Regions from separate parts of the Homo sapiens genome. Here region 2 is linked to region 1. The links are chromatin loops, found by intact Hi-C in ENCODE. Cell type or tissue: heart right ventricle. All regions are shown on one strand. Links, peaks and the distances in the headings refer to the core of each region. The heading gives the core; the rest is flanking DNA. Region 1 has its middle 250 kb from the start of MIR548XHG. Region 2 has its middle 500 kb from the start of MIR548XHG.

What was found. A loop is a pair of places that touch in the nucleus more often than their neighbours do. Peaks named below come from ENCODE experiments on the same cell type or tissue, not always from the same donor. Only the 100,000 strongest peaks of a DNase experiment are listed, where the experiment ranks them.
Region 2: it touches region 1 in a loop (4-fold over the local background); 4 of 110 quality-filtered maps call a loop at or near these places.

What each region holds. Positions count from the first base shown.
Region 1 is chr21:19,003,197-19,019,137 of GRCh38, forward strand. No RefSeq gene overlaps it. Among named protein-coding and RNA genes, the nearest start is that of MIR548XHG, 250 kb to the left of the region's middle. In heart right ventricle, for the core only: no CTCF peak of the experiment used is centred there; a DNase peak (open chromatin) is centred at 8,425.
Region 2 is chr21:19,247,795-19,263,735 of GRCh38, forward strand. No RefSeq gene overlaps it. Among named protein-coding and RNA genes, the nearest start is that of MIR548XHG, 500 kb to the left of the region's middle. In heart right ventricle, for the core only: no CTCF peak of the experiment used is centred there; a DNase peak (open chromatin) is centred at 9,329; H3K27ac peaks cover 1,206 bases.

The sequences.
Region 1 (15,941 bases), core at 5,407-10,406:
AAATGTATGCTTTAGAAGTCAATATTACATGTAATTTTATCATTGTAGTTATATAACGTTAATGTATTCTCTTTCATTAAATCAAAATGAAACTATACTTTTTAAAAAAATATAAATATGGATAGTTTGCATTAATGTATTAAACTCCCCAAATGGGCTTTTCTCTACTAATGGAATTAAGAATATTTTATTTTTCTTAAATAAAAGCCAACCTGTGTAAGTGCAATGATATGATAAGACCAAAAATGTCCGCAATAATGTTGGAAGAAAGGTTTTAATAAAGTAATGCTTATTTAATTTATACTGTTAAAGTATAAAATCATTATAATGAAATAAGAAAACAAAAAATGTAATGTCATTTGCAGATAAGAACTGTGAACTTTTTCTTTTTGGTTTCCAGGCCATTTTTAAAATTTTTAATTTAATCTTTTTAGAGATCAATTCTCCCTGTTTCCTGTGCTGGTCCCAAACTTCTTGGCTCAAGTGATCCTCCTGCCTCAATCTCCTAAGAAGCTGGGACTATAGGCATACTGTGCACTTCTTGATGTAATTATTTTCAGTGATTGTGTGTGTGTTCACAATATGATTTTTAGTGTAATATTTTATTATAATCATTCTCCATTTTATTTGCTCTCAACCAGTATTGTAGACATAATTCTATGATTGCCTCAAAGAGTCCACTTCCTGGTGCATGGTCCCTATGTAATTACTGGAATTTGACAATACAATGGGCTGGTCACACCAGCCATTAGGTTATGTTATATGGTATAGGGACTTTAAGAAAGGGAGGTTATTTTGGGTACACCTGAACTCTCAGGTGAGCCTTCAAAAGGCTCTTCCTAGAGAAGAACCTCAAAGCATAAGAGAGATTACATGATGAAGATTCTGCATTGCTGGCTTTGAAGATGGAGGGGCCACATGAGAAGGAATGGGACCAGTCTGTAGAATTCAATAATGACCCTCAGCTGCTAGCCTGCAAGTAACTGGAAACCTCAATTCTACAACTGCAAGGAACTGAATTTGGCCAATGATCTGAATGAGCTGGAGAAAAAATAATTCCTTTGAGTCTTCAAAAATAAATAATATCTGGTGGACAACTTGATTTTAGCCTTGTAAGACTGTCATCAAAGAACTCAGCTGTACTTTTCTTTAGACATCTGGTTCGCAGAACTCATCCTAATAAATGGATGTTGTTTTAAGCCATGTAAGCCTCCACGTTTGTGAAATTTGTTAGAAAGCAATGGAAAACTAATACAACTAGTATTTTTACACTGGATCTTGTTAACCTGAAATTAATTTCAAATTTCATTATATGCTTATTGGGCATGCTAAGAAGATGATCATGTCGTTAAATATTCTAGTGAATAGATGTCGCTCTTTCCTGTTTTCTCAAATCACATTTTAAAATTATCATAATCACATTAATGAGAATTTTGCAAGAAAATTTAGACACACTACCTCATGTAGCTGGATTAGGCAGAAGTGAACAACCGTTATTTTGCTTTTGTGCCTAAATATTAGTGCCTTACATAAAAAATTGACATCTTGTATTTTAAAGCTCCACAGAGAACAAATGTCACCATTTTTAGGTGACTTAAATATGGTTGTGACATTGTATAAGAAAGGGTTCATAAAGTAAGGACTGTGAAAACTGCTACATATATATTTATAAGCTACACTAAAGACATCTTGGAAATGGATATGTGGTTATTAGTCTAACGTATGGAATCACAGACATTTTCAGAAGTTTACTTCATAAAAATACATTTACTTATGTTTTAATCAACTATTATTTAAATCTATTAGAGCAGTATATATTTAGCTAAATAAATAACTATGTCAACCATATATAAGCATCAACCATTTTATTCTGGAGCAGGTTTTTCTTTTAATTTTTATGTTTTTAGCATTTCTTTTATTTTTATATATTTTTATTATTTTAACCTTTGTTTTCGGTTCAGGGGTACATGTTCCAAGTTTATTATATAGGTGAACTTGTGTCATGTGGGTTGGTTGTACAGCTGATGTCATCACCCAGGTACTAAGCCTAGTGGTGTTAGTTTGTTTTCTGCAGTCTCTCCCTCTTCCCATCCTCCACCTTCTGATAGGCCCCAGTGTGTTTTCCCCTTCTATGTGTCCATGTGTTCTCCTCATTTAGCCTGGAGCAGATTCAGATGACACTCTAAATGCTCTTGTAAAAATAAAAAGATTAGTCATTTTAAACTCTCATTATATTTTAGTATTGATCTGTCAGGAACTTCTTAAGTGAGCTCTAATCAATGTTTTCTTCTTATATTCTTTTAATTTTCTGTTGTAATTTAAACAGTTATGTGGTACAAGTTTCTCTGAGATTCTTTATAGAAAAACATAGAAAAATCATTTTAAACAGAGGCTTTTCAGAAACACCAACTTTATAAAGTTTTAATCTAGATAAAAATAATTTATTGGCTGACATGTCTTTACAAGAAAAATGTTCTTTTTTTCATAAGTTTGTGAAAAACAAAGGCAACACAAAATTTAGTTAAAAGCAACTATAATTTTCTCAGCATAGATAACTGCCTATGCATTTGTTGCTTGTGAATACCTATAAATGGACTTCGGAACCTAAAATCATGGATATAATTGGGGAAAAAAAAGAATAAGCAAATAAGCATTATGTCAAATTCTAATTATACTCTTTTATATAATTAAAATATTTAGGTTACTTCAGTCTGCATTTTAATTGTTAAATATCATTTAAAATAATTTCTTATATTCATTCATACTTACTGAAATATGTCCTGTCCTATTTTCTGGTTGTTACTAAAATTCTGTGATACTATTAAATTCAACTCTGGAAAGCACTGAATTATATAACCTTTTTAAAATAAAATGGCATACATAGATTCCATGCTGAACAATGCACCTAATCTTATAGCATTTTATGTTACTAAAAAATGCTTTAATAACGTATATTTTCTTCACAGTATGAGTATAAATTAACTAATGCTTGTCAAGTATAGTAATTTAAATTATTTAGGATGTCAGTAAACAAAGTTTAATTCTCTCCATCACCAGGAAAAAGTGGTTTTTCATGAAATAGTGAAGAAAAATGTATTTCCTGCCTATGAGTAGATAAAGTGACAGACATTATAATGACTTTAATCAATGTTTCATATAGATTACATTATGGGAAAGAAGGAAGGAGAAATTTATATTATAAAACATATAAATGAACACACACACACATACACACACACACACACACACACACACACACAAAATTGTAACCTTACCTTCTGGTTTCTAGTCTGGCATGTAAAGAGCTTGGAAGTTGCCAATCTGTCCTGACAAGTAAAAGCTGAACACTCTGAAAAACTGACAACTCTTCTTGCATCTATCAGAGAAGTGAGGTAATATAGCAAACCACTACCATCAAAATTGCAGAGACAAACAAGTGAATTCAGAGAATCACGACCTACTGGAGCAGAATCACAACTTACTGGAGCAGAAACCTCCATGGGAAACAGTACCAGGGCGGAAAATCCTAAACTGTAATTGACAAATTGCTGGAGGCTCAGTATGAACAAGTTTGAGACTTAAACACTCCAGGGGGACCCATTCATACAGGGGCCTGCAAACTTGTGTGAGTTTTACCTCAAGGTGCTCATGTTGTCACAGTAAATATCAGAAAAACTCCCTTCCTGCAGGAGGAGGGGTAATAAAAACACTAAAATACGCCAGAGCACTATTTTCTTCCTAACAAGATCCACCCTCAAGACACTCTTTTATCTCAGCCTAAATTATTAGATTTTTTAAAGAGCCTAACTGATCGGAAGGGAAATACCCAACTCCAGCTCTCTGCAGTCATCCTGCCTCACTAACAGGGAGTGGAGGACGATGCTGAGAACCACATGTAAAGTTCATAGACCAAAGGCACAGGCTTATTAAAAAATTGAAACCAAATTATAGGACTATAGAATGCTTCCCATTCCCCCCTTTACATTACCACAACATTACTGAAGGCCTATTTACCACAGTACCTTTTACCCAGTGCATCATAACTTGCTATCAATAAAAACATTAAAGTATATTAAAAGGTGAAAACCACAGTTTAAAGAGATAGATAAACATCAGAACTAGATTCAGACATGGCAGGAATGCTGGACTTATCAGTCTAGGAATTTAAAGCAGTTATTTTTAATATGCTAAGGACTTTACTGGACAAAATAGACAACATGCAAGAAGAGATGTGCAATGTCAGCTGAGATATGGGAATTCTAAAAAAGAATACAAATTAAATGCTAGAGATCAAAACATTGTAACAAAAATAAAGAATGCCTTTGATAGGCTTATGAGTAGACTGAAATCTCCAAGCTTGAAATGTCAATGGAAACTTCAAAAATGGAAAAGCAAGGAGAAAAAAGACTGGATAAATAATAAAGTATATCTAAGAACTGTGGGCCAAGTACAAGTGGTATAACACATATGTAAAGTGAATACCAGAAGGAAAAGAAAGAGAGAAACAGAAGCAATATTTGAAGTAATAATGACTAAGAATTTCCCTACATTAATGCTAGATGTCAAACCACAGATCCAAGAAACTCAGAGAACGCCAAGTAGTTTAATGCAAAAAAGAAAAAGAAAAATATGCCTAAGTGTATTTTATTCAAATTGCAGAAAATAAAAGAATAAAAAAAATTTAAAGAAGGCTGGGGAGGGGATTAGGGAGTACACCCTAACTATAGAGTAGCAAAATTATAAATTACATCTGACTTTTCTTCAGAATCTATGCAAACAGAAGGAGAATTGATTGAAATATTTAAAGTATTGAGAGTAGAAAGCCACCAATCTCAAGATCTGCACCCTGCAAAATTATTGTTTGAAAATAAAAACTTTCTTAGACAAACAAAAATTGAGGGAATTTGTGACCAGTAGACATGCCTTACAAGAAATCTTAAAAGTTCTTCACACAGAAGGATGTAATATAAATCAGTAAAGTGGATCTACCTAAAGAAAAGAAGATCATCAGAGAAGGAAGACGTGAAGGTAAAATAATTACCTTTATTTTCTTATTCTTAATTGATCTAACAGATAACAGTTTGTTCAAAATAGTAACAGCAACAATGTGACAATTATGTATGCTTATGTGTAAGTAAAATGAATGACAGTGAGAAATGAGTGATCCAAGGACTAGTAAGAATTGCTAAGTTCTGACACAAGGAATGGTGGAATTAGGAATTTTTTTTACTAAAAACTACTCGTATTATTTATGAAGAGGTATGGTGTTATGTCAAAATAGATTAATTGTAAATGTATACTTAGGTATAAATCTAATAAAATTTATGTAATTACAAAACTGATGGAAAAAATCAAGGAACTAAAAAAGTGAAAAGATATTCTCTTCATGAATAGGAGGCTTCAATATTGTCAAGATGTCAGTTCTTCCAAACTTATCTACAGATTCTATGTAATCTCAGTCAAAATCCTAGTAAGTGGTTTTGTGAATATCAACAAACTATTTTAAAGTTTATATGGAGAGGCAAGAAACTCCAAATAGCCAGCACAATATGAAGGAGAATAAACACTACCCAACTTTAAGACTTATTGTAAAGCTACAGTAATCAAGACAATATGGTACTGGTGAAAGAATAGACAAATAGTTCAATGAAAAGTTCAACCATTGTGGAAGTCAGTGTGGCGATTCCTCAGGAATCTAGAACTAGAAATACCATTTGACCCAGCCATCCCATTACTGGGTATATACCCAAAGGACTATAAATCATGCTGCTATAAAGACACATGCACACGTATGTTTATTGCGGCACTATTCACAATAGCAAAGACTTGGAACCAACCCAAATGTCCAACAATGATAGACTGGATTAAGAAAATGTGGCACATATACACCATGGAATACTATGCAGCCATAAAAAATGATGAGTTCATGTCCTTTGTAGGGACATGGATGAAATTGGAAACCATCATTCTCAGTAAACTATCGCAAGAACAAAAAACCAAACACCGCATATTCTCACTCACAGGTGGGAATTGAACAATGAGATCACTTGGACACAGGAAGGGGAATATCACACTCTGGGGACTGTGGTGGGGTCGGGGGAGGGGGGAGGGATAGCATTGGGAGATATACCTAATGCTAGATGACACGTTAGTGGGTGCAGCGCACCAGCATGGCACATGTATACATATGTAACTAACCTGCACAATGTGCACATGTACACTAAAACTTAGAGTATAATAAAAAAAAAAATAAAAAATAAATAAAAAATAAAATAAAAAAAAAAAAGAATAGAAAGTCTGCAATTAAACCCATGTAAATATAGTCGATTTATGTTTGACAAAAGACCAATGACAACACAGTGCAGTAAAGACAGTCTTTTCAAAAAATAGCGCTGAAATAACTAGACATCCATATGCCAAAAAATAAAAATAAATAAAATCTAGACACAGGTCTCACACCCTCCACAAAAATTAAGTGAAATGGATCAAAGATCTAAAAGTCAAATGCAAGACTACAAAACTCCTGGAAGATAATATATGAGGAAGCCGAGATATACTTGAGTATACTGATGACTTTTTAATACAACACCAAAGATACAAATCATGAAAGAAAAAATTGAGAAGCTGGACTTCATTAAAATTAAAAACTTGCTCTGCTAAAGACGTTGTCAAGAAAATGAGAAGATAAACCACAAACTAAGGGAAAATATTTGCAAAAATGTATTTGGTAAAGTATTGTTATCCAAAATATACAAGGAACTCATAAATTCAATATGAAAATGAACAACACAACTAAAAAAGTGGACAAAAGATTTGAACAGACGCCTAGCCAAAGAAGATATACAAAATGCAAATAAGCACATGAAAAGATACTCCATGTCATATGTCATTAGAGAGTTGCAAATTGAAACAACAATAAGATACCCCTATACAGCTGTTAAAATGTTGAAAATACAAAATATTAACAATACCAAATGTTGGTAAAAATGTGGAGCAACAGAAACTCTTCACTGCTGGGACAAATGCAAAATGGTACAGACATTTGAAAGGCAGATTAGTAATTTATTATAAAATTAAACATACTCTTACCATATGTTCCAGCGATTACACCACTTGTTATTTACCCAAATGAGTTGAAAGCATGTCCATACAAAAACCTCACAAATGTTTATAGCAGCTTCATAAAAATTTGGAAGCAACTAAGATGTCCTTCATCAGTGAGCAGATAAATTGGAGTTCAGCCATTCAACGGAGCTTTATTCAGTGCTAAAGAGAAATGAGCTGTCAAATTATGAGAAGACATGGAGGAAACTCAAATGCACATTACTAAGTAAAAGAAGTCAATGTGAAAAAGCAACACACTGTATGATTCCAACTATATGACATTCTAGAAAAGACAAGTTATGGAGACAGTGAAAGGATCCGTAGTTTCCAAGGGTTTAGGGGAAAGAAGAGATGAATAGGAGGAACACAAATATATTGTCAGGGAAGTGAAACTACTCTGTATTATACCATATTGATGGATACTGTCATTATACATTTGTTAAAATTCATAGAATTATACAACTCCAAGTGTGAACCTTAATTTAAACTGTGGACTTTGCTCACATGATAATGTCAGTGTAGGCTCATCAACCTTAACAATACATGAGATACCTCTCCAGTGATAGCAAGCAAAGATGTGCAAATGTGAGTGCAGGGAAAATCTCTGTAACTTCAGCTCAATTTTGTTGTGAATCTAAAACTTCTCTAAAAAATGAAGTCTATTAAAAAGTTTTCAATAAAATAAAAAATCTTATTCTGCTCATTTTCTAGACCAGAGATTATTAGCCTGGGGTAATTTTGTTCCCCACTGTCAGGGACATTTAGCAGAGACTGGAGATATTTTTGATTGTCACACTTTCATGAGACTATGGGAGTGTTGCTGCTGGCAGTCAGTGGGTAGAAACAAGAGATATTTCTAAACATCCTATGATGTGTAGCTAACAAGTGTTAACCAACCTCAACTGTCAACAGTGCCAGGATGAGAAACACTGCCCTAGAGCATGCGAAGTAGATTTCTCTTGACCAGTGCATATCCCGAACTAAGCAAACATTTGTCTGATAACCTTTAAAACCCTGGAATCTCTCATTACAATTCTGCTAATTCTCCATGGAAGCATGTGCCAATACTTTCATTTGAGATGTTATGTGAACATGTCATTATAAATAACAACTTGCATGTAGTGCATTAGAATTTGAATCTATATAAAATTCATGAAAAATGATATTGCCAGGTTCATCATGGATATGCAAAGGTTTAACCTCAAAGTGATCCAACTACAAACCAAGTCTTTAGGCTTATCTATCAGGTTTAGTTCATATGCCCGCATATACCACCACAGAATGTCCTATGCCCAGCTGGCTGCTTGCCTGTGCATCTCTGTTCTTGTTGGGCCTGGCAGCCCTCTTCCAAATGTTAACACTGAGGCACGTGAGCCTTCAGGATAACAAACTTACATGCTAGAGATAATCATAGAGAGTGCAGTGCCAGCAGTTGGTGAGCAGATTTTGAGTCATGTTTAGACTTGCCACTGAAATTCTGCAAGAAAAGAACATCAGAAGTGAGGAAAAGACAAATAAAAATATCTTCAGGATTTGGCATTATAAACTATATACAGCCTCACATTTTTAAATTTTGCCATGGACTTCCTGTTACCATTCCATTGAAAATACACTAATGTGAAAAGTTCCTGAAGATTCCATGTTGCTTTCTAACTATTTGATAATCACAAAGATGGCATCTCTTTTTTTCCTCCCATTCCTCATATTCCTCTTCCTCTCAATTCCACGGAAGGGAAAAGTAGCAAAAGGTGTTTGAGCCATAAGTTAGTGGAGTCCCAGGTGTCACAATAAATGTTGTGCATTATTTTCTCACACATCACTTGAGTGAAAACTTTGTGTATCGAATTTAGGAAACTATTGATTGCCTTTCCTCCTGGAGAATAATTATAGACAAAGTTTTATTTAAAAAATCCAATAGTTACTGAGGGAAACGTAGGGAAAGAGGAATAGACCAGTCCAGTTAAAACAAAACAAAATAAAACAAACAAACAAAAAACACTAGAGCAACAATGGGATGACATCTGTTGAAAAGAAATTCAGTACCGGGCCAGAAGTGAGCGGGCTGGCTGGCCAAACATTATGCATTGTGTAATATATTGGATCCATTGTGACACTATGCATTTTCAGTTAAATTTATAAAATTTATGATATCGATTGCTCATATGATTTTTCTTGTAAAAAAGCATGTGAGATAGAGCCAAAATAGGTAAATTGTTTTGAAGGCCTGAAGCACAAACACAAAAGTTTGGGAATATCCAGAGGATGTTTGGAGAGTCTTTTATCATCCCAGTTCACACTGGGATAACTTATTGATTTATAGACAGAAAGCCCATGATATACAGGAGATGTGGATTTAACTAATTCAAAATAAAATTAATATCCTACTTGATTTATTTCTCAATCTTATGATTTTTCAGATGTGAACAAAAATTACTCTGGTAAAATGAATTATTTCTAACATTATAAATCCAAGAATAAGAGGATTAAAAATGAAAAGAACATATAAGCAAGTTGAAGGAAACCTGACCTTAGGAATTCCACTGTAAATAATCTTTCAGTTTACTGCTATATACAGTTTAAAAAAATTTGCAAATAAGGCTGGGTGTAGTGGCTCATGCCTGTAATCGCTTTGGGAGGCTGAGGCGGGAAGATCACCTGAGGTCAGGAGCTCAAGACCAGCCTGGCCAACATGGTGAAACCCCGTCTCTACTAAAAATACAAAATTAGCCGGGTGTGGTGGTGCATGCCTGTAATCCAAGCTAATTCGGAGGCTGAGACATGAGAATCGCTTGAACCTGGGAGGCAGAGGTTGCAGTGAGTCAAGATTGCACCACTGCACTTCAGCCTAGGCGACAGGAGCAAAACTCTACCTCAAAAAAAGAAAAAAAAAAAAAGGAAATAGAAATACAGGATACTCAGTTAAATTTGAATTTTGGTCAAAAAATATTGTTATTATAAGTGCATCTTATGCAAAATTTGGGACATAATTATACCAACGTATGTTTTGTTGTTTATCTGAATTTCAAGCTTAACTGGTCATCCTATGTTTTATCTGGCAATTCTATCTTTTCTGTCATCTTTGTATCCATTTTGCAAATACATTTTATCTATTCTCCCTCATATTCATCTACTGAAAAAAAAACGCATTTTTGCTTTTCAACAAATATTCAAGATCTGGAAAGAATATAGAGCTTGGAGAAAAATAGCAGACAAGAACAACATTTAATAAGACTTTTAAATGAAGCCACTGGCAAAGAGTGGAAAGAAATATTTCACTCTCTGTGCTAAAGTATTGAAAATGTTCAGATTGTTCTTATTTTTCAAGATTCAAGTAATAATACATTAGGGTAATTTTCTCTTTTTTTAGTGGAAATGAATGACTAAATGAACAATTAAAATACTTTTGCAATATTGAACTGAAAAAAAAAACCTGTTGGGGGTAAAGAAGACTAACTTGAATGTTATTTAGTTTTTAACATTCATGTTATTTAATTCTTAACATTGACTTCATCTTTTGGAGAAAAGAGTGAAAACCCTTCATTCATCATCTGTTAGTAAAATTGTTTCTGAAAAATATATTTGTCCACTAGCAAATACTGAATTGCTTGATTTAGTGATTTAATTTGACTTAGAACCATCACGACAATTACAAAATCACATTAAGGTTAATTAGAAAATCACATTAAGGTTACTTAACTTAAGTGCTAATTGGTTTCTATGAGTGTTATAATGGTGCTAATTACTCTCCCTTTCCTTGGGTTCTAACCAGTTGAGAATGACTCCACTGGGATACAAGTATTAGGGTTGTAAATTACCTGTGTGCATTTATTTCCTATGAAGTGTTTCTGCTAAACCGAATCAGATGTTGGATAAGCATAAGGTCAAATGAGGTTTTCCATTTTTCTCTCTGTTGTACTGAAGACAGCTGCATCCATACAGCTAACTTAGCACTCCAGGGCGGGCTGAGCAGGTAGACTCCCTGTTCCCCTTGCCAGTGGCAGTTGTGAATAACTGTAGAAAGGCTGGCAGCCTTGAAAATTCCCTGCAGAGGTGAGTGTGCTAGCAGAATTATATATCATGTAAATAATCAGAGGCCAGGTTGACATATATAATACTTGATGCTTTTATATTTTCAGAACTCAACAAACATTTCTCTGCAGGGTGTGAAACCCCTAAATATTGTGCTGCTTGATGCCTAGACCGATGGTTTGAGGACACATCTGTTGAAGTTAGGCTTTGCAAAGAAGATAGCAAAAACCTTTTTACAATGTCCTTATGAATACAATACACACTGGAAGAATTCTAATTATGAGGCAAATGGAAACTTAATGGGCTAGAATGGTTTAGGACAAGGACTTCTTGATCAGTTCCTTGTTCTTTTCTTGTAATGGACCAGGCTGATGGGCTCCATCTGTTGACAAATAGTTTTATTTTATATTTTCAATATTTGGCTCACTGACTACTGTATTAAGCTGCGTTCAAAGGTTTATTTAAAGCATCAGCTGGGATCTAATGCTAGGTAATCATTTGTAGGTATTACAAATTTAAAAAAGTATTTTTATTTGAGTTTATTTCCAGTGCCCTTTTTTATACTAATGCGGCTTTCCTCTCTTCTAGTTTTGGACGATAATAAGTTATTTGTTCTTGTTCTTCATATGTTTACATATTACCAAACTTCATTAGTTTTAAGCCAGGTATATTTTCATATATTGCCATGTTTGAAATTGGATTGGGTCTTACAATCAAAAGCATTGATTTTATTGATTGAAACAGCAAATATTTTTTCTTTCCTGATGATCATAAAAATCAAGAAATCAAATGTTAAACAATAGGACATTTTGCAATTAATGACATCTTAGACCTAAAGAAATATGATATTTCATGTGAGGCAGCTCTCATTAGCCATAAATATGTTTCTTTTGCCAATCTTACTGATGATACCCTGATTTTTACAAACTCCTTCCTAATTTAGTAATTCTTTCAATTCTAACCATGCCTTCTGGTGCCATTTCATGTGTTTGTGCATATTTTTCTATGTGTATATGCACATTGATGGACATTTAAAGATAGAAATTTTGAATAGTTTAATTGTTCCTTTAATTATACCCAGTTAACATAAAGCAAGCTTTAGTTCATGTCTCTTCCAATTTGATAGCCTATCATGAAAAATGTCAGAGGCTCCTGTTGATCTTATGTATGGAAGAGGAGACAGACAACAACCCAGGAAATATATTTATGTAGAATGTTTTTTCAAACAAAATTATGCTTTAAAATGCTGTACAAAGAGTAAAAATTTTTCTTGACGTCTCTAATTATTTCTCACACTCCAACTGTCAATTAGTTGTTCTAAACTTTAAAAGGTTGTCTTCATGTTGGCATAAGTGATATAAAACTATTGATATACATGAAGATGTTTTGTTAGAATTTTATTCTCTCTTTGAAAATCCTCCCAGGAAATAGCAACTAAATAATAACAAACTCAAACAAAAATTATATGATTGATGTGTAAATAAAACTCATTTTTTTAAGAAAAATCATAAATATTTAGGAACCACTATAGTTTTTTCTAAAATCCAAAGAAGGAAGATTCCAGAATCTTTTTAATGATGGCCTGCTGTCAAGAAATTTGTAATATTCATTGTTACATTCTGGAGGTTTAGTTGAGGAAGTTGTATTTTTCATTCATTAACTCTACTAACTTTGACTTTTCTTAATTGTGTGTAATCAATGTTATAAATAAAAAGAAATAAAATTTAAAAATTAATTATAAAATGCTTAACCAAAAAGTATATTTTGTACTGTCACATTTGATATAAAGATAAATTAAGTATAGGATGAGATTAAATAAGAGACTTAATAAAAACTATGCTACTTTTATTTAATAATGATAAAAGTTTGGAATTCAGCATATGTACAAAATGCAATTGTAAAAATAACATAGAAATCGGATAACATAAATAATGAATGAAATAAATTATTCTTTCAAATTTGTGAATTGAAAAATTAATATCTCCTTGTATTTCCTAAAATTATGAATTTTGTTGTCTTGTACAAAATATATCTAAATTGTCACTCTATAGCTTATATTATAATGGATGGACAAAAATACATCTATATAATTATAGGTAAGATGGCATTAATATACTAACAGTGATTATCCCTTTGGAAATGACATATTATCTAAGTCTTTGCCATTGGATAACTAATACAAAATCTAGAAAAATATGTATTCATCAGTGTACATGAAATACATTTGCATATACTTTTAATGAGGATATATTTAGAAGTTTTTTCTCAATGTGACTATTGTCTTCAAAGGATAGAAGTTGTTTTAACAGAATTTGAAAGATTCAAAATATGTCTAAAAAATAGTTTAGCCATGAAGTGGGGGATGGGGAATGCTGTGAATATAGGCTATTAGCATCTCAGTATGTTGCCTATTATACTAATATGTACACCCTTCAGAAACCGAAATAAAGGAGAAAATTGCTTTCTGCAAATTGGACACTGTAAGCACACACAGAGTGTATAATTAATACAAAGGTTGAAAGGTGTATTCATTAGCCATTTTTGTACTATAATAAAAAGGATTAGTCTTGCTTATAAAGATATTAAAAGGAAACTAAGTTTAATATAATTTTTTGTAGAAAAAATGAAACTCTAGCATTTAGAATGAATGAAATCACAGTTTTGAGTTTTTATGTAGTAACTGACTTTAAAGGAATTCTTTATCAAATTATTAACAAATTATTTAGAATAATACAATAATAATATAAAAGTCTCTTTCATGACTTTTATATTACTGTATTTCAAGTCTTCTCATTCTTCATCATAAATATTTATGTATTTTTCCTAAAGATTATTTTGTGTCTGTTAAACTGGCATTTGCCCTCATCTACCTGCTAACCTGGTATGTCTCAATGGGTGTCTTAAAAAATTTGCTCTGCTAAGAGAATAGAAAACTCATATATCATTGTGTACATCCATCTATAGATGGTGATGATATGAATACACTTTCATCCCTCTTCCAGTCATCCAAACTAAATTCTACAATTGTTTGTGGAAGACATTGTTACTCTTTAATTGTTACCCTTCAAGGCAAACAGAGAGTATACTTCTGCTCACATTTCATTAGCTAAAGCAAATTTCCGAGTCGGGACTCACTTTAAAGTACATGCTTTAAAAAGTCAATACTTGATTTTTTTTGTGCCTCCTAAACTTGGCTTAAATAATTGCCATAAAATGTTAAAATGAATGTTATTTTCCATTTTCTCTAAATTCACTGGGGTTTGATTGAAATTGCACTGAATAAAAAAAATCCATTTGAGGAGAAATGTCAACTCTACGATACTTAGCCTTTCAATCCAGGTACATGGCATCATTTATCTACGTATCTTATAATGTATCTCAGTAATGATCTATCTATTTTCTGTATGGTCTTGTATATACTTTGGTAGATTTATTACTAAGTAGTTAAATTTGTTGCTATTGAATGGTTGTTTTTTTTAAATAGCATTTTCTCAATTTCTGTTTCTTATATATAAATATAAAGTTGTTATTGAGCTTGTATTTCAGAACCTTGATAAATTCACTTATTCTAACAAACAGTATAACTACAAATTTTAGATTTATTCCATGTTGTAATCATAAGACCTTCAAATTTTTCTTGTAAATATTTTTTACTTGTTTTCTCGTTGCTTTGTCTTGACCTGAGAAGAATGAGAAATAATGCTGTCCATTTGAATTAGGAGTCCATCTTTAAAAAGGGATAGTACAAATAGTGAGAAGAGCTTTGGCTGGGAAATTATGCTTCAGCTATAGCACAGATCATCTGTACTACATCACAGGGCAGCTGTACTATATTGGGGAAGTAGTTTCAGCTTCACACTTGTCATCTTTCTTTTCCTTATAAAACAAAGTTTAAAAGATTCCACAGTTTTTCTTAGTGATAATATTCTATTATTTTAATCTATAACTGGTTCTTATAGGATTTTAAATTTTACTTCTATAAAATATCTTAATGTTACCTTAGAAGAAATATATACTGAAAATCTAACTTCAAGGGAGCTATGTATCTCCTGAAGACATGAGGAATAAAATAACCTGAAAAGGGCATGTTCAACTAAATCATCCTGAAATATTTATTTGTATGCATGTTAAACCTACTCACATAGGTCAGGCAAAATATTTTTATATTAAGAATGTTTCAGTGGATATTATTTTTCCTATTCTTAGTGCTATGAACCTCTCTTATAATTTTTTTTACACATATATGTATAATGATGTTTTGAATCCACGGATACAGGCTTCAGAGTCAAGTTCAGTTTCCTTGAAATAGTGAAACCTAAATGGACAGCACTTAATGAAAATGAGACTGGCTGCACCACCCCATTCCACACACCATATGTCCTGAATAGCCTCTACTCTCTGCCAAGATGTAATTCAAATCAGTGACCTAGAAATGAAAGACTACATACCCCATTACCAATCAATTCCCTGAGCCATTCAGTCTCTACTCAGTAATATTTTAATAAATCATTTTCATTTATATTGATGAGCCGTTAATGCAAATTGTAAGTAAAAGGACAGTTGACTTTTATTAGCAAAGACACGAATATATAATATGCTACACCAAAAATTCCATGCCCTATGCTCTATGTGATACCATGTAACTCATTCACCAGAGGAAAAGATGAAATACTAGTAATTTTACAGAACTTCATGAAATCATATTTTTACATTTCATTTAATATCTTAGATTGTTTCTAAATAATTGTAGATAAAATGTTTGAAATTTGGGTTACATTCTATGCTATGTTTCTGTTTCATTCATGTTA
Region 2 (15,941 bases), core at 6,748-11,747, 250 kb after region 1:
CACTGAAAAATAATTTATTGTGTGGATAAAACAAAGTTTTTTATCCATTTACCTCTTGAAGAACATCTTGGTTCTGTCTAATTTGTGGCAATTAAGAAAAAGCAGCTATAAGCATTTGTATGTAGGTTTTTAGCTGGTCATAGTTTTTCATCTTATCTGGATAAGTACCAAGGAAGGCACTTGCTGGATCATATTGGTGAGAACTTTGTATGAAGTTTTTTGTGAGCTTTGTGTGAATCTGCCAAACTAACTTCCAAGGTGGTTGTACAAGTTTGCATTCCTACCAGAAAAGAAAAGGAAACAAAACAAAACACAAACAAAAAACAAAGAAAAATACCCGAGTGTTTGCTCCATATGCATGTCTTGTCAAAATTTGATGTTGACAGTGTTTTGAAGTTTAGGTATTCTAATGTGTAATGATATCTTGTTGGTTTAATTTGTATTTTCCATATGTATGACATATGATACAGAGCAACTTCTCATATGCTTATTTTTCATCTGTATCTTTTTTGATGAGGTGTTTGTTCTGATTATTTTCCAGATTTTTAATTGAATTGTTTGTATTTTTATTGCCATTGTTGTTGAGTTTCAATAGTTATTTGTCTATTTTGGATATCAGTCCTTTATCTGGTACATGTTTTGCAAAGATTTTTCTCCCATTCTGAGATTTGGTTTTTCATTCTCTCAACAGTATCTTTCACAGAGTAGAAAATTTTATTTTTAATGTGGTCCAAATTTACATTTTTTTTTCCTTTTTATGGATGGTGCTTTTGTGGTTGCATCAAAAAACATTTGCCAAAACCAGTCACTTAGATTTTCTCCCATGTTATCTTCTAGAAGTTTTTTTTTTTAATTCTACATCTAGATTCATGAACCATTTTGAGTTAACTTTTATGAAAATCATAATTTTTGTCTTTTGCTTCATTTATTTGTATGTATAAGTTCGATTTTTCTTGTGCCATTTGTTGAAAAGGCTATCCTCTCTCTTTTCATTTGCCTTTCCCTCTTTTGTAAAAGATTATTTATTTATATTTGTATGGGTCTATTTTGGGGCTCCTTATTCTGTTCCTCTGAAGTATATGCCCAGTTTCTTCACCAGTGCCACGTGGTTTTGATTACAATTGCTGTATAGTAAGTCTTGAAATAGGGTAATGTCAGTCATCCAACTTTGCTCTTTTTCATTGATATTGTGTTTTCTATTCTGAGATTTTTGCCTTTCCATTGCAACTCATTTCTCTCTTTTTTTTGGCAGATATTTTAACATTTAATGATATTAGTTCTATTTTCTTAATTGTCATACTTATCATCCATGGAATATTTTATTTTATTTTATTATTTCCATAGGTTATTAGGGGAACAAGTTGTGTTTGGCTTATGAGTAAGTTCATAAGTGGTGATTTGTGAGATTTTGGTGCATCCATCACCTGAGCAGTATACACTGTACCCTAGTTGTATGTAGTCTTTTATCCCTGGCCGCCTTCCCCCCTTTTCCTCCTGAGTACCCAAAGTCGTTGTGTCTTTTTTTTTTCTTTTGAGACAGAGTTTCCCTCTTGTCACCCAAACTGGAGTGCAATGGCACCATCTTGGCTGACCGCAACCTTTGTCCTCTGGGTTCAAATGATTCTCCTGCCTCAGCCTCCTGAGTGGCTGGGATTACAGGCATGCACCACCACGACTGGCTAATTTTGTATTTTTAGTAGAGACTGTGTCTTTCCATGTTGGTCAGGCTGGTCTTGAACTCCCGACCTCAGGTGATCCACCCACCTCGTCCTCCCAAAGTGCTGGGATTACCGGCGGGAGCTATGGCACCCAGCCTATTGTGTCATTGTTATGCCATTGCATCCTCATAGCTTAGCTCCCATGTATGAGTGAGAATATATGATATTTGGTTTTCCATTCCTGAGTTACTTCACTTGAATAATAGTCTCCAATTTCATCCAGGTCACTGAGAATGTCATTAATTCGTTTCTTTTTCTGCCTAAGTAGTATTCTATCGAATATATATATACCACAGTTTCTTTATGCACTCATTGATTGTTGGGCATTTGGGTTGGCTCTGTTTTTGCAATTGTGAATTGTGCTGCTATATACATGGATGGGCAAGTATCTTTTTCATATAGTGACTTCTTTCCCTCTGGGTAGATACCCAGTAGTGGGATTGCTGGATCAAATGGTAGTTTTACTTTTAGTCCTTTAAGCAATCTCTCCACGCTGTTTTCCACAGTGGTTGTTTGTTTACATTCCCATTAGCAGTGCAGAAGTGTTCCCTATTCACCTCATCCATGCCAACATCTACTATTTTTTGATTTTTTTGATTATGGCCATTCTAACAGAAGTAAGGTGATATCACACTGTGCTTTTGATTTGTGTTTCCCTGATCATTAGTGATGTTGCACATTCTTTCATATGTTTGTTGGCCATTTGTATATCTTCTTTTGAGAATTGTCTATTCATGTCCTTAGCCCACTTTTTGATGGGATTGTTTGCCTTTTTCTTGTTGATTTGTTTGAGTTCATTGTAGAATCTGGATATTAGTCCTCTGTCAGGTGTATAGATTGTAAAGATTTTTTCCCATTCTGTGGGTTGTCTGTTTACTTTGCTGACTGTCCCTTTTCCCACTCAAAAGTTTCTAGCAACCGCAGTTAAAAAAGACAAAGTGGAACATTATGTAATGATAAAAGGACTAGTCCAACAAGAAAATATCACAATCCTAGCCATACATGCACCTAACACTGGAGCTCCCAGATTTGTAAAACGATTACTAATAGACCTAAGAAATGAGATAGACAGCAACACAGTAATAGCAGGGGACTTCAATACTCCACTGACAGCACTAGGCAGGTCATTAAGACAGAAACTCAAGAAAGAACAATGGATTTAAACTACACTCCGGAACAAATGGACTTAACACCTATATACAGAGCATTTTATCCAATAACCGCAGAATATACATTCTTTTCAACAGCATATGGCACTTTCTCTAAGATAGGTCATATGACAGGCCATAAAACAAGCCTCAATAAATTTAATAAAACTGAAATTATACCAAGCACTCTCTCAGACCACAGTGTAATAAAGCTGGAAATCAACTCCAAAAGGAACCTTTGAAACTATGTAAATACATGGAAATTAAATAACCTTCTCATGAATGAACATTGGGTCAAAAATGAAATCAGGATGGAAATTAAAAAATTATTTGAACTTAATGACAATAGTGACACAACCTATCAAAACCTCTGGAACACAGCAAAAATGGCGCTAAGAGGAAAGTTTATAGCCCTAAACACCTACATAAAAGACTGTGAAAGAGCAAAAACAGACACTCTAAAGTCACACCTCAAGGAACTAGAGAAACAAGAACAAACCAAATCCAGCAGAAGAAAGGAAATAACCAAGATCAGAGCAGAACTAAATAAAATTGAAATGAAAAATACAAAAGATAAATGAAACAAAAAGCTGATTCTTTGAAAAGATAAATAAAATTGGTAGACCATTAGCAAGATTAACCAAGAAAAAAAGAGAGAAAATCCAAATAAGCTCAATAAGAAATGAAACAGAGATATTACAACTGACACCACAGAAATACAAAACATCATTCCAGACTACTATGAACACCTTTATGCGCATAAACTGAAAACCTAGAAGAGATAAATAAATTCCTGGAAAGATACAACCCTCCTAGCTTATATCATGAGGAACTAGATACCTTGTACAGACCAATAACAAGAAGCGACATTGAAATGGTAATTAAAAAATTACCAACACGAAAAAGTCCAGGACCAGATGGATTCACAGCAGAATTCTATCAGACATTCAAGGAAGAGTTAGTACCAATTCTACTGATACTATTCCACAAGATAAAGAGGGAACCCTCCCTGAATTATCCTGTGAAGCCAGTATCATCCTAATACCAAAACCAGGAAAGGACATAACCAAAAAAAACAAACAAACAAACAAACAAAAAAAACTACAGGCTAAAATTCCTGATGAACATAGATCCTAAAATCCTTAGCAAAATACTAGGTAATCAAATCCAACAACATAAAAGACAATCCACCATGATAAAGTGGGTTTCATAGCAGGGATGCAAGGATGGTTTAACATGTGCAAGTCAGTAAATGTGATACACCACATAAACAGCATTAAAAACAAACATCATATGATGATTTCATAGATGCAGAAAAAAATTCCACAAAATCCAGCATCCCTTTGTGATTAAAACTCTCAGTAAAATCAGAATACAAGGGAGATACCTTAATGTAATAAAAGCCATCTATGACAAACTCACAGCCAACAAAATACTGAATGGGGAAAAGTAGAAAGCATTCCCGCTGAGAACTGGAAAAACGGAAGAATGCCCATGGTATGGGGTAAATGGTAAGATTTACCCCAAACTCACCAGTAATGGTATGATCTTGGTAGAATCAGGAACACTTATTACATCATGCATTATATACATTAATCAGTAGAGTGTAAGATGCACATTTCTTCTATATTTTTGGAATATCAATTGCAACATCATGAACTATCATAAACTAGCACACACATTTTTTTCTCATATAGGTTCAGTGATGATTACTAAGTAGATATAATAATTTGGTTATTATTAGCTCTTCTGAGCAAATTTGTTAGGAATAGATCCTTAATTTCCATCTTCAAGCATAATCATCTTATCAATGGCAAAACAACAACAGTGAAACTGACTTTACGGAGTTGGAATCTAGGTTCCAGCCAACTGAAGACCACAACCAATTCCACCCTACTCTGCTCCATTTAGCACAAATACAATACATCGAGTCCTGTAGAATTGTGTGAAAAAAAATGAGTAGTTTTGGAGCAGCCTGCCTCTGTACCTACCTACCTTAGCAAATAGCAGTAAATTACCACAGATTCATTATCAATGGTAGTAAATGGATCCACAGATCCATTCCCATTAATCACATTCTCCCCACTGATTTGCTTTACAAAGGCTAAGAGAAGGTGGAGTCTTTGCCATTTGCAGAGATTGAGGGACTAGTACATAAGTGATTATTCATTTTTTGCCTTATTACTATTGTAGACAGAAAGACAGTATGTGCTTTACAAATTTAGTAGATTGAAAACTTGTTAGGTAAAAATCCAGTTAATTGTACACTAAATTAACACAGCTAGTTAAAACTCAGATGAAGTCCTTTTTTGAAGTCCTCCTACCTTTTGCTATCCTAGTTGTTGTCTTCTCTGTCCTTAGCTTTTTGTTCATGCACTTACTGTTACTTACATTATATTGTATGATAATTTATCTTCCTATATAGCTTTCCCTTTCACGAGACATTTAGTTCCTCTAAAATATCAATATGTCACAACCTAGCACATAAAAAGTAACCAGGGCATATTGACCAGTTTTGAGAGAATGAATAAATATGTATGTTAAGGATGATATCTCCAGTTCTAATAATTAACATTATCATTTTTCTTCAGTTGTGGGCTATTTATATGCATCAATGTGGCCAACTTCTTAATTATACGTCTGATTGCTTTGGGGGATAAATGCTTTCTGTGTCCCTAATTTTACATATTTGGACCTCCAAGGGGGTAATTAATGGCATCAACTCTATTATCGTGTCACAGATAACTGGTGTTCATGTTAAATTTTCTAGAGGAGACTTCTAAGAGAAGGTATATATATATATATATATACTCATATATGCTTTTGAAATCACTTAATGAAGAGAGAACACGTTTATTATGAGAATTTTCCAAAACTAATAATTAGTGAAAGATAATGGATGCAAGTATGTACATATACTACAAGTATTTGCAAGAATCTGAAATTTTGAATTTCATAGTATCAGCTCCTCATCACAAACTAAGATAAATATATAAGCATATTCTGTGTCTTACCCAAATGTGTGCCAATTGTACGTAAGGTACAAAAACAGTTCTTGTGCATGGCTATATTTCCTAATGCTAATAATCTCTGAGAATCTCAATAGTAAAAGTGTTTATTGTAAGACCATCATTATATAAAGAAAAACAAAAAGAAACAAAGAAAAGAAAAGTAAGATACAGAAGCCATCCTTGTTATTTGAAAGAAGAAACAGAAATAAATCAACACCAAATAGTTCATACGCTGTAATATTAAGGAAAGTTGGGACTTGAATTTAAGTAGACAAATATAGTGTATTTCACTGTTCCTGAAAAAAGAGAAACAGAATATGATCTACATCTACTGCTTGCCATATGTCTCCACATTTCCCCTGATTTTTGGATAGTAAGCTAAATCTAATAAGAAGAGCACAAAGAGGTAAATGACAAAGGTGAGCTAAAGCATTTGGCAGCATTTAAACAACATAATACAGGCTGTACTTACATCTGCCTTTGTGAAGATAAAAGGATGTTGTACTGGAAAACCATTCTAATTTTAGTAACTACCTCTATAAAACTGCAAGCAAATAATTTGCAAACAGCAGATAGTTCCATGATTTGCTCTAGGAGCAACTGTGTCTTAAGCAACTGATTTCCTTTTTGGTTTTCCCTTAGCTCGAGAATCTTAATTGTTACAACTTTATGGGGAGTTTGGCCCTCAGTAGTTAAGATCATATTCATGCTTTTTTAGTTTGCTCTCTCTTAACACATTAAAATTGACCATTAAATTGTAGACAACATGTGACTTACAAGCCCTTTGAATGTATAACTTAATGCAAGTATTGTGTTCTTATCATTTTGGTGTATAATAAATGACTTCATATGCTCTATACTTCATAAATAAAAGTACCTGGCTACTGCACGTCTCCATCTAGGCTAAAGGGAAACTTGTATATTCCTTTCTTATTCATAACATGTAATACAACATCAGAAAATGTGACATAATGAAATCATAAAAATAGTCTTAGTGTAACAACATACACACTAAATGCCTCCTCAGCAAGCATTTTAGTTATTGCTATTTTCATTATTAGAATATTTAAAATTTAGCCATTTCTCAAACTAATCTGCAGTTTTATATATATATATATATATACTACAGTTCCTTGATAATTTTATCCATCTTTGAACTTCACCATTTCATATACACATATGCCAAAATTATGTATATACATATATGTACATATATGATACATAGTTATATATAATTTAACAAAAATATAATTTTGAAGTTTGAAATAAGAAGAGGTTAATATATTTTAAAATAGGTGGGATCATCAGATAGATACATCTACAGATATTCACATAAGCAAAATATCTTTCATAGCTATTCCAAGACAGTTATTATGTTGTACAGCTTGGATGTAGAAGTGTGTGGCACAAAATAAAGAGAACAAATTATGAGATAAGATACGTATTTCATTATAAGGATAATAATTTTATTGTAAACTTGCTAATATGTATTATACTATAGCAATTACCTAAATGTACATGTATGTCATTAAAATAACTATGACATTTTAAGCATTTCTATTAAATAACATTCCAAAGTTAGAGTTAATGAGTAATTTACACTAATCCTATAAATACAGAATAAATAGTAGTCCATATTAATAAAAGGATATAATCAATATTGTTCTCTAGATTTGAATAATAAAATATGAACATAAGATTGTCTTCCAGTGAAACATTCAACCTTGTCTCTGCCTCTCCTCCAGGAATTTCATGTCTCTCCTTTCCTATGAATACTCAAGATTTTTAAAGACTAAGCTATACACAGCCACCTCCTTAATATCATATACTGATAGTAGAGAGTAAATTTATTTGGATCCTGATTCGCCATATTCACTGAAGTTGAATAAACATATATCCATTTAGCCAATGGTTCTACTTATAGATGGATTTCATCTGTTCACTTTTTTTCTTATATTTTTTCCTAACTTTTAAAACAAGTTTTTGGATTGCAAGCTACTTTTGGATGGGTCTTATTAGGATTTGATCACACCATTTATATTAATAACGTAGCACATCAACTGACACATAATGAGAACTGAATAAATGTAATTCTTTTTTATTCTGGGCCTAAATATTGTTTAAATAAGCAGGGAAAAACTAAAGTTGAATTTTTAAAAATAATTCTTTGGTTTTACTGTTATGATAATTTTCCACATGGGATAGGCTGGTATTTAGCTCCTACTCAGGACTGGTCTTCTTTGGGCAAGTTTTCACATTAGTTTATCACTTTTGTAATCACTATTTATGCACAAAGTTGCAACGATATTACGATTGTCTCTTCAGAGTGAGAATTTTGATAAAGTCTAATAAAAACCCATACTTCCTCTGAGATTTTCAGAAAATCCACTATGATATTCCCTTTATGCCTGCTGGTTCTGGATAGTGTATTTGACTTAGTATGGCCCCAGCAGAGACTATTATGAGACTTTTATTTGTTGCTTGTGGAAAAAGCTCTTTTTTGTGCACGATGATCAGTATGTATATGAGCCCAAGACTGTTGAAGAAAATTTGCTAAAGTAAGAAATAAAGGAAAGATGAAGGATGCAGAGCTCAGAGATCTGGAGAGAAAGAAAAGCCTTGGGTTCTTATTAAATAATGTAACTGAAGCCTGGCCAGTCTACTGACTTTTAATTTACCGAACTTCATAAATTCTCTTTTTAATTTTAGTCAGTTTTATATTTTTTCAAACAATCATGCCCCCTTAATTGTGAAGTCTGATCCACGTTATATAATGTGTTGAATATCTCAAAATATGGAAAATATGAATATACATCCTCCAAACTTCTGAGTTACTGCTACAATTCCCATTTTTTTTTAATGTGAGTAAACTCATCCCTGGAGTAGTTATATGAATTTTCTCAAAGTAGTTGTTCACTGTTGAATACCAAATTTGACACAAAAACAGTCTCCAGTCTTATATAATTTTAATTTTTATAAGAGAGACAACCTCATGAAAAACACCAATACACACTTTGTGTTGTGTGGATTATGACGCCAAAATAATCACTACCATTCTGAACTCTGTAATCTCCCTCACCTATTAATTTGGCTATTTCTTGCCCAATTTTAGACAATATTCTTTCTTCATAAAATGATTTCATATCAGTTAGACCTAGATCCTGCTCATTTTCCCAAAATTTTCTTTATTTTTATTTTGTTTTGTTGGTCCAGCTACATCAATTTTTCATTCAAAAATACATGTAGACAAAATTGTAACTAAAAGGTCATCAATTTTAATGACTAATTTGGCAAAAACTGATATCTTACAAAAATTGCCTTAAGCTCCAGAGTCTGCACTAGATTGAGAATTAGTGTTAGCCAAGGACACTGCTAGAGAGGAGATGGGTGAATGGGCACTGAGATGATGGCTAAGGCCCAAAGCACACTGTTCTTGCCTTACTGCCAGGGGGATATTGACAAGCTTGACAAGAACAAGTGCATGGACAAAAACAGAAGGCAGTGGTGAAGGCAGCGGTGGCTGCTACATCAGTAAAGCTCTTGGCTTATTATTAGTCGGCCAGCTGTTAAACTATTTTCTTTCAACTCTAAACCTGATGATCTATACCCTACTTTTTGATGCCAGGGATGGGACTTTGCAAACTGTCTTTCTTCTTTGCCAGCTGGCTTCTCCTTAGGTTATGCAAATAGAGAACAATGGAGAGAGTTTGGAGGGACAGGAGGCAGGAGGAGGGACAGGAGCTTTCTCCTTCCTGTCTGCATTCTTCTCTTGTCAGTGGCTCTTCAGAAGCACTCTTCACTCTGGCAGTGGCAGTTGGCTTTATTATCTAGCTTATTTTGGTCTTTTCAATATCAGCCTTACTACTCCCCTTCAGAAGTCTGGACTGTAGCTGTCAGCTCAGAAGTAAGACTCCCAGATGCATAGGACACTCTACGCTGCTGAGGTGCAGCTATATCTTGGACAAACGTGCCCAGGGGTTATTGATATGATTCTTATTTCTTGATAACATTTTCCATCAAGTTTTAATTCTACTTCTAGTTGAACACATACACACACATACACACATGCATACATAATACATACAGGTGATCTTCAAATATGTCACTTTGTTCAATGTCATCTTATTATAATGTTGAAGAGAAAAGAAATTGATTCCCAGCTGGAGCTACAGTGTGTGTGGAGTTTGCATGTTCTTCCCATGTCTGTGCAGGTTTGCTCTGCGTATTCTGGCTTCCTCCCACTTTCCAAAGATGTGCATATCAGGTTCATTGGAGTGTGTACATTGTGCCATAACAATGTAGGATGAGTGAGTCTGGGTGTGGGTGTGAGGGCACCTGCCATGGGATGGAGTTCTGACCTGCACTTGTTACTGCCTTGCATCCTGAGCTGTCCAGATACGCTCTGGCCACCTGCGACCTTGAGCTAGAATACATGAATAAATCATGATCTTAATTTGTATTTATCTGTCTTAAATGTATGTACAGGTTACATTCATTTTAATGTTTAATATTAGTAGTGTTTTGTTATCTATTTAGAAGTGTATAGATGTTTTTGTGACTACAAGTATGCCAAGGGAACTTAGCCCTTGATTATATCAATTAGCCTATGAAAAAAATTGGTTTTGTTATATGCTGTTTTGCTTGAAATCAAAGTTCTCGTATCTATTGTAGAGGTTGTGAGGATTTACTATATATATATGTAAATATGATATATTTTGCATAATATATGTATTATATAATATAAACTAAATATATTAATATAAACTATATAATATATAAAATTATAAAATATATTATATTTCATATAATTTTAATTGTAATGCATAATTATATGAAATACAATTATAATTAAATATAACGTGTAAATATTATATATTATATACTTCTAATAATTATATAATATAAAATATATTGTATATATGAATACAATATATTTTATGTATGTGTGCACATATTAATACATGTATTAGTCCATTCAGGCTGCCACAACAAAATAGTTTAGATTGGGAAGCTCAGATATTACAGAAATGTATTTCTCACAGTTCTCGAGGCTAGAAAATCCTAGGTAAGTTGCCGGCAGATTTGATGTCTGGTGAGGGCCTTCTTGCTTCATAGATAGAGGTCTTCTCACTGTAACCTCACATGGCAGAAGGGACAAATGAGTTCCCTTGGACTCTTTATGAGGACTCCATATCCATGACCTAATCTTTTCCCCGAAAGCCTTCACTCCAAAGATCATCACTTCGGGGTTAAGATTTTAACATATGAATTTTGAGGAGAAAGAAGTATTCAGAATATTCAAGTAACATATGTATGTATAAATTCAAATAAATATCATGTGCACACACACAATATATATAAACATATATGTTTATACATATATTTATATATAAATATATAGACATATATATAAATATATAGACATATATATTTATAGATATAGCATGTTCATATTTATTTGAATTTATATATAAATATAAACTTTATTCACATTTGAATATTTACATTTATTTGTTCATAGTATTTACTTGAATAATACTTGAATTCAATTATTTTTTATATGTGTACATATATATATAGTGTGTGTGTTCATAATATTTATTTGAATTTTTTTCATGCTGTTTAGACCCTCTATTATATTTGAACTAAGGTTAAGAATCAATGTTTTTCAGTTTAATTTGTAGCTATAGTATACTTAACATATAGCCCACAAGAATTTTGAACCATAGAAGAACTTAATATGTTTTCAGAAGTTTTCATGGATAAGACAAATAATATGACAGAAATGAGAAAATGCAGCCACAGGAAATTTTCTTAAACATTGTATTCCAAAGCATGAAGAACATTTCTAATGATGACATAGGTTATCCAGAGAACGGCCAAAGAAAATTCAAACTACAAGATAACATCCACTTACTAGCCTTCTATTTTGGAAATTATATTATTATATAAACCAGTGCCAAGTAAAATAGAATTATATATATTTTATTAGGTACAGTTGTGTGAGTTTTATTTAGACTTTCCAACATAATTTTATAAGTTGCAGTCATTTTTCAACCTAAGGAATAATACAATAAATACAACTAAAGTTCTTGAAGGGATAGAGTTATCTTATGAATAGAATTTATATGTATCATTGTAGACAAATAAATTAAGCTAATGATCTAGCATTGGACTGATGAGGGGAATTAAACGCAATAATCAAGGGTGTAGAATTAATATGCAGAGTTGCTGTCTATCTGAAATGTCTAAGAGGTAGGATTTGTGTCTTTTTTATATTCCCCATAGCAGTCTTATATGTATAAAACAAAGCAATGACTTCCTCTGTCGCACCAGCTGTATGTACCCCTTGATGTTATAAAAGAGATTGGCTTATCATCTAAGGCCCTTTCATGATTAATGAGAGAGGGAAAGAAAATGAGCTAATGATTTAAAAATAAAACGGTGGTTTAAGGTAAAAATAAAATTTTACATCAGGAAAAAGGGAATGAATTGTCCCAGGGGAATGAAATACCAATGATTTCTCCCACTATACTGAGTATTAAATTCATAAAGACATACACTGCTGGTCAGGTGATATGCTAGTTGCTCAATGGTTTTTACTTTCACTGGTTACCATCTTCAGAAGACACATGGATATGACAAGGATAAATATGGATTCATACACACACGCACTGATAAAACTTCAGAGTTTATTGAACATAATAATTCAGCAGCACAACTCTGTCAACAACTACATCCAAAAAGACACAAGTAATTTTGTCCAGGCTATCAAGACATGAAGAGAATGTAAGAAAAAAAAAAGGAAAAACAGAAGTTTCCAACCAACCACACACACACACACACACACACACACACACACACACACACACACACAAACATTCTACCATCAAAAGCTTTGAACTAGAACTAGGCAGCGATTTCCTGATTAATGGGCTGTGTAATGAAAGAGATGCTTGAGGGTGACCTTTTCCAATCTATATAACACGAACTGTAGTCACTTAGGTGCCCCACAGAAGTGTTTTCAGGGCAAAACGTTTTCAGAAAAAAAAAGTATTCTTTATGAAAGAACTAGACTATTGTCTCGGTAATTTTTAAGAGATACTATACCAGTTCATTTTAAATATTATATAATTTTAAATAAGTACTAAAAATATGCTATGTTATTTAATCTTTAAAAAACCATAAACTTTATTTTTAAAAGTTTAAATAATAAAAAAGGGAAAAATATATGGGAAGAAATGTTTGAATTGCAGATTTACATGTTCTTATTTTTTTCGGTACAGAATCAATTGTATTTTACCTTTCTTAAGATGAAGATAGAAAGGGATGTTGACTGACATACAATAGCAGGTAATCAGAGATATCCAGAAAATTTTATCAATAACAAAAATTTTGACAATAAGACTTTTTTTCCAACAAAACTATTAAGAGTAATTTTACATTTATAGGTAATTTTCAAACTCCTCCATCATCAATTATCTATATCGCACCTAACACCATGGTCTTCTCAATGCTCCCCAATGCCACCTACAGGCACAAAAAACAGACTTAAAAAGGACATTAAGAAATTGATATGATTAGAAATCATTCTTATTTTAAAGTTTTTTTCCTTAATTCTTTTGTATCAGAAAAAAAAGCAAGTCTTTCTTTGTCATCCATTGGCTAGAAGCCTTCAAAATTTTGAAAGCAAATACAATTTCTAAGAATGCCAGGAGAAAATAAGGCTTTGAATCTATAGAGTAAATAAGAAAGCGCCACAGCCTACTTTCTGGAAGTATGTTCTAGGCTGAATTGCGTCCTCCAAATACTGACATTCAAATCCCAAATAACTCATAATGTGACCTTGTTTTGAAATAGGGCCATTGTACATGTAATTGTCAAGTCCATTAGTGTGAGACTTCAGCCCATGTGACTAGTGTCCTTATAAATACAATGTTTATAGAGAGAATGCCGCATGAACACAAAGCAGAAATCAGGGTAACGTGGGTTTTTTTTTTTTTTTTTTTTTTTTTGACAGAGTCTTGCTCTGTCGCCCAGGCTGGAGTGCAGTGGCACGATCTCAGCTTACTGCAGCCTCTGCCTCCTGGGTTCCAGAGATTCTCCTGCCTCAGCCTCCTGGGTAGCTGGCATTACAGGCGCACACCACCATGCCCCGCTAATTTCTGTATTTTTAGTAGTGATGGAGTTTCACCATGTTGACCAGGCTGCTTTCGAACTTCTGACGTCAGGTGATCAGGCCACCTCGGCCTCCCGAAGTGCTGGAATTACAGGCGTGAGCCACCGTGCCTGGCCAGGGTAATGTGTTTAAAAGCCAAGGAATGCCAAACTGCCAGCATATCTCAAAAAGCAAAGAGGAAGAACTGGAACAGATTTTTTCCTAGTGCCTTTAAACAGAGAATGGCCCTGCCAACATCTTGACCTCAGGCTTCTAGCCTCCAGAACTGTGAAACAATACACTTGTGTTGCTTAAGCCAGTAAATTTATCGTACTTTGTCACAGCATCCCTAGGCAACCAATACAAAGTGTGATGTCATGGAGGTCACCTGCCTCTGCTGAGTGCAGACAGCAAGGGTTCTCTTTTGATGGCACTAAAACACACACAACCTTCATGCCAATCATATTCAGTATCCTGTGGGGCAAGAAAGCTAAGCGATCTTAACATAGTAAGACTAAATTTAATATTCCATACCCATTAGATTAGACTTTATTAGAAACAATGTAAAAATAACTAAGTATAAAAAACAAATTCAGAGCATAAGTAGGAATTAAATCAGTAATATTAAATTAGTCTGCTTAAGAGAAAAAATGAACATAGAGTAGTAACATAAATGAAACAGTATAGTAACATAAATGAAACAAAGTATAGTAACATAAATAAAACATAGTTTAGTAACATAAATGAAGTATAGTACAGTAACAATTTGGACCTCAAGTTATTTTATTAGCTAAAGAGGATTTATTTCTTTTTAATTTTAAATGTGTGATGTTTAATGACAATAAAAATAACAATAAAATTAATAGAAATTGTATTTGTATTCAAAATCCAGCCAGACACTTAAATCGCAAAACCAGTTCCTCTCCTGTTAAAAATTGTTTTTGACACTGGTATTCCACCATATAGTAAAACATAAACTGAAAGTTTTGTATTTATTTTTAAATAAATATAAGGCTGCTTTTAATTTATTTATTAATGTGGCATATAAACTGTTTTTTAAAAAAGATTAAATTACATAGCAAATATTGGAAATGGCTTGCTCTTGTTTAATAGAGCTCAGAGTATTTTGCAAAATTAAAGTGTTGAATAACCCCATGTTCTGGGAGTGTATTACAGTTTCAGAGAAGACAGCATCTTTAATCTGCTGTGGTGCGGAAAGTGCTTCAATTCCACTTGGGGACTTTAATTCATACGTATGTCAGCATTGTCAATTAATGCTGACATTTGGTAACATGATTATAAATACGATTTACATATTCTATTATTTTTTCATTGTTATCAATAGAATAGCTTACTATTCAAATTGTTATTTTCCTGTTTTTAAGACAGGAAGAAGCCTCATTGTTATAGTAGCAGATATTTCAGAAAAAAAAAATAAGACTGCATTATACACACTCATTGATCTAATTGATTTTTCTTTCAGAAATGTAAAAGTGTGAAAAATGTACATATTAGAAATAAGAAAATGTGGCAATAAGAAAAGAAACGGTGTCTTTTCATGATAGTTTCTTTTTTATTACACATTAAGAAAAATCAAATAGGAAAAGCTTGAGGAAAATCTCCAAAATAAATACTTGGTGAACTATTTCTCTCTCCTTGGTCCCCACCACATATTCTTTAATTTTATTTACTTTTTGTTCCTCCAGTCAAACTCCCGCTGTGAGGCAACAAATAAACTATAAGACTATGAGGAAAGTGCTATGGAATATGGTTTGTTGGTCCCCACCAAAACTCATGTTGAAAATTAGTCCCAATGTGATAATGTTAGTTAGTGGGGCCTAGTGGGAGATTTGTAAGTAAAGGAGGCTGATCCCTCATGAATGACTTGATGCTGTTCTTGCGGTAG